Linked DNA regions of Homo sapiens: region 1 is linked to region 2. A link is a loop called in an ENCODE intact Hi-C map of the cell type or tissue named here. Cell type or tissue: chondrocyte. All regions are shown on one strand.

The links. A loop is a pair of places that touch in the nucleus more often than their neighbours do. Peaks named below come from ENCODE experiments on the same cell type or tissue, not always from the same donor. Only the 100,000 strongest peaks of a DNase experiment are listed, where the experiment ranks them.
Region 1: it touches region 2 in a loop (3-fold over the local background); 15 of 110 quality-filtered maps call a loop at or near these places.

The regions. Positions count from the first base shown.
Region 1 is chr2:234,549,344-234,551,843 of GRCh38, forward strand. No RefSeq gene overlaps it. Among named protein-coding and RNA genes, the nearest start is that of ARL4C, 54 kb to the left of the region's middle. In chondrocyte, a CTCF peak has its summit at 1,377 (motif pointing right); no DNase peak of the experiment used is centred here.
Region 2 is chr2:235,594,481-235,596,980 of GRCh38, forward strand. All of the region lies in intron 1 of AGAP1 (ArfGAP with GTPase domain, ankyrin repeat and PH domain 1), which reads left to right. Among named protein-coding and RNA genes, the nearest start is that of TNRC17, 78 kb to the left of the region's middle. RefSeq lists enhancers at 1,005-1,299, 2,298-2,500. In chondrocyte, a CTCF peak has its summit at 1,123 (motif pointing right); no DNase peak of the experiment used is centred here.

The DNA of each region.
Region 1 (2,500 bases), 1.0 Mb before region 2:
AGCATTCTGATGGATTTGGCTGAGGTCAGTCCGCCCTCTCTCAGGGTTGCTATGGAAGGAATCTCTCCATCAGGAGGTGTGTGGACGAGGACCTCTGAGATCTCTGGCTCAACTCTAAGATTCTATTACTCCTTCGTATGATTCAAAGTTGCGTAGGTTCTTCTTCTTTCAGGTGCAGGTGGAAAACATTTAAAGACACAGAGTTTTTAAATTGTTTTATATTTTAGATTCAGGGGTTACACGTGCAGGTTTGTTTCAAGGATATATCATGTGATGCTGATGTTTGGACTTCTATTGATTCCATCACCCACATAGTGAGGGTAGTACCCAGTAGAAAGTCTTCAGCCCTTTCTCCCCACTCCCTCCCTTTCTCCCTCCTTCTCTCCTTTTGGAGTCCCCAGTGCCTATTGTTCTCATCTTTATATTTGCGTGTACCAAGGTTTAGCACCCACTTGTAAGTGAGATGTGACATTTGCCTTTTTGTTTCTGCATTACTTCATTTAGAATGATGGCCTGCAGCCACATCTATGTTGCTGCAAAGGACATAATTTCACTCTTTTTTATGGCTCCATAGTATTCCATGGTGTACATGTATGACATTTTCTTATTCAGTCCACCATTGATGGACATCTAGGTTGATTCCATGAAGAGAGACACAATCTTAATTATTTTGTCATCACAGACGTCACTAAGACAAAAAGAGGGAACATTTAACGTAAGTTCTACAACCTAATGACACCGACAGGAATTCGATCCTGGTTTTGGAAAGCTTAAATTAGACACACACACGTGCTCAGGCACACACAAAGCAGAATTCTTTGTCTAACTTAGACCCCAACTTCAGAGGGTAAGTTCAAGTTCACATCTTGAAAATTTAAATGGCTCTATTAAGACATTCTTCCCATATCCTTGGGTTTAAAATGCAGTGAGTCAACCAGCCAAACTAATTTCGTACTCAACTCTCATATACTTGAACGAATTATGGCTATTTTTAACAGGATTATGAAGATTATCAAAATCACTTGAGAGAGTAAGAAATCCTGTTGGAAGGAAGTATAATACCCTTGCAAAGATAAGTATAATTAGTGTGGAAAAGGGCGATGAAAAATTAATAGAGTTTTAAGGTCAAAGATACATGCAGATGTGTAAAATCCTCAAATTAGTTCTTGTAAGACTCTGTCCTAACAAATTCCGCGATCAGAACATTCTCCGAAGTTTTTCTGCATTCTTCAGACTCTCCAAGAGTGGAAGGTGCCAACTGCATCCCTAGCCAGGGCAGGAGAACAAAGAGAGGAACCCACATCGTGACCACAACCATCTCAGCCCCGAACGACGCTGCTCTCATAGCGAAGGTGTTCAGTTTCACCACTAGAGGGAGCGCAGAGCCCACAGCATCATCATAAGGTTAGGGAGAAAGAAGAAATTGGGTCCAGAAACTTCCTTCGGCATCCCCCACCCACCACAGATAAACGTTACAGCGATCTCATGGGAGAATTGAGAATGCACACAGGTCAAACGATCTTGTGGTAGACCACAGGCTGGGTAAGTTCATTTGCAAGTCCTTGCTGTCTGCTAGCCTCCAGCGCGTGCCTTACAGACACTTTTGATGGATAATCACACCTTTCTCACAAGGGTTCCGTGAGTCACTATTTTGCAGAAGAAGCAACTGAGGCCCAGAGAGTAACTTGTTCGAGTTGATAAAGCAAGTAAGTCTTCCGGACTCCAAAGATGGTGCCTGTAACAGTGTTCCCAGGAAGCACCCAGGACTCAGGACGCTCTTTGAAGATCACAATTGTATGATCTCACTGAAAACAAGCTTCTGCCCCTGAAGTCATGTTTTGACATCCTAGCTGTTCCTGGGAACTCATCCACAACGTCCCATTAAAAGTGGCCATGACATTACAGAAAGAAAACAGAAAAGAAGGAGAGAGTGAGAGAGAAATTCACAAGAGTGCCCCTACCACCAGGAACCTAAAAAACAGAGAGAAAATCCACAGGCCAAGAGGAAATCCACTGGGCTGCTAGTGGAGTTTGACAGAGAAGCACAAGTCATCATCGGATATCCTGTTTCTAATATGAATGGTAAAGGCCTCAATTTATTTATTTAATTTAATTTAATTTTTTGAGACGGAGTTTCACTCTTGTTGCCCAGGCTGGAGTGCAATGGTGTGATCTCGGCTCACTGCAACCTCCGCCTCCCTGGTTCAAGTGATTCTCCTGCCTCAGCCTCCCAAGAAGCTAGGATTACAGGCACGCACTACCACACCCAGCTAATTTTTGTATTTGTAGTAGTGACAGGGTTTCACCATGTTGCCCAGGATGGTCTGGAACTCCTGACTTCAGGTGATTCCCCCGCCTCGGCCTTCCCAAAGTGCTGGGATTACAGGCCTGAGCCACCGCGCCCAGCCAATTTATTTTTACAAAAGAATATTTCTATAACAAATAAGAAAAAATGGAATTATAACAACACTGTTGGTTTATAGCATCGAATGAACAAAAA
Region 2 (2,500 bases):
GGGTAGAGCATCTCTGTGGGCCAGGTACTGTGTTCAGCATTTCATGAGATTTATCAATTTTAAAGAAGAATTGACAATATGATGCGGAGTTTTCCAGATTGCTGTTTGTTTTGAGAGGGAGTCTTGCTCTGTTACCCAGGCTGGTGTGCAGTGATGTGATCTCGGCTCGCTGCAACCTCCATCTTCCGGGTTCAAGCAATTCTGCCTTGGCGTCCCAAGTAGCAGGGATTACAGATGCATGCCACCACACCCAGCTAAATTTTTTGTATTTTTAGTAGGGATGGGGTCTCACCATGTTGACCAGGCTGGTCTTGGACTCCTGGCCTCAAGTGATCCACCTGCCTCGGCCTCCCAGAGTGCTGGGATTACAGGCGTGAGCCACTGCGCCCGGCCCAGATTGCTGTTTTTTTTTTTTTTTTTTTTTTTATGATGTAAAAGTATCAACATATTTTTTAAAGAAAGTTTCATCTGCTGCTATCTAGAGGAGGTAGCTGGAACCAGAGCACCAGGCTGGCACTGGCAAGGAGGAGAGGGCACCTCCCGGCATGTGGACGGAATGACCCAGGTGAGGCGGGTGTGGCGCCAGAGGGGCCTGTTGCAGACCTGAAGAACTCCAGTGTGTTTTGCAGAAAGGGAGTTTCAGAGAATAAGGGGCAGCCTTGACTCAGACGGCTTGGGAGAGGAGTAAGTGCAGCCCAGCCTCCAGGGGAAGGGGAGGAAAACTGAAGGTTTGTAAGGGATCTGGCCAGCATGGTCTTGATGCCTGGAAACAGCTCCTGGGCTTCTCACCAGTATTGGGAGCTGACTCTTAGAAAGGCAGCCTTCCTGGGGAGCACACCCTCGAGGGGCCGGAAACCGTGAAACTGACCAGAAGCACATAGGTCCAGTGGGCACTGAAATACATTCTCAGGAAGGAAGTGTAGCTGAAGTCCAGAACTCAGCTTACTCTCACTCCTGGGCCTGCTGCTGCCTTAATGTGCCTGCTCCTGTGTTTTTGTTCTGATAAACACGTATAGCACTTTCAATTATGCTGTTACTTACAGCTAAGTAAAGCAGTACTAGGTGGATTTGTCAGTGCCACTTCCTACAAAGTGAAGGCTGGATTTTTGGGGGACTCATTTCCAGCAGCCACCAGCAGGTGGAGGGAGTGAGATGCGTAAACAAACTGTCCCTCATGCTTGGTGTTTGGGCAGATGCATTGCTAAAGCGTGCTCACTAATAAATCCCCTGCTGATATGGCACAAATATTTATAGCCGATGATTGATGTGAAATTAACAAAAACTAGCAGTTGACAGCGATATGAGGTGGCAAAGGCTATTTGGGAAAGTTTCCGTTGTCTTTGAAAATTAAGAAAAATTATACGTTTACTTGCCTTGCTAAGAACTGTTTAAGAATAAATCAACATAAACTAGGGCAGCTTCTTAAACTATGATGGAGAAGCACAAGGTCAAAGTGTTTCGTCTCAGAATGAAGCAGTAATGTATTACTTTGCGTACTGTGTACAGGGGCCGGCAGATGTTTCTGATGTTATGAAGCTATGCTCCTGGAAGTGGTTGTGAAAATCGCAGCCCTGTGAATTGTGTGCCCTAAGAGCCAGCTGTGCTCCTAACAGTGATGCCGTCTTTCCATGGAAATCACCCATAAGCACAGCCTTCAGTCTAACTTCATGTCAAGTCTAAGTGGCACAGCTATCCATGAACACTGTAAACATTCCCAGCTCCATCTAAGGTGATTAAACGGAGTCAGAACCCGGCCATGGATGTGTATTCACTGTTATTTAACAGATGCTCAAACTAGACAGGTGGGACTGTCCAGATGCCTGTGGGGCACTACAGAGTTTTGAGGAAATAGAGTCTCAGACTGGAGCCCCAAGGACCTTGAGGACAGGAGTCTACCTGGGGAGGGGCATCCCAGAGACTTACTCCAGCTGCTTAACTCCGGTGTGCCTGGAGTCACCTTGGGACCTTGTTACCTGCAGATTTGGATTCAGCAAGGCAAGGTGGACCTGAGAGTCTGTGTTTCTGGTGAGCCACAGGTAGCACCCCGGCTGCTGGTCCCTGGTCTGGGGAAAGGCAGGCAGAGTTGGAGAGACCCTTCCCGGGTTCCTGGTTGCAGGTGCTGTGTCATCGTATGGCTGTATTTGAGGGGATTGTGTAAGAAGATGTTGTTAAATTTATTTTTAGAATAATAGACTTTTAGATAGAAGAGAAACCTCGGAGGTCAATCAGCTTTCACTCTTCCTCTCTTGTGCCCCAGTCCTAGTGATGAGAAAAGCAATGATGTTTCCCAAGGCCGGGGCTGTCGACTGAATTGTGTCCCTGCAACCCCGTGTGATGGTATTAGGAGGTGGGTCTGTGGGAGGTATCAGGTCATGGGAGTGGACCCCTTGTGGTGGCACGAATGCCCCTCAGGAGCGCTTGCTCTGTACCCTATGAGGACATCATGAGGAGATATGGCTTCTGCAGGAAGAGGCCTCACCAGGAACCAAATTGACCAGTA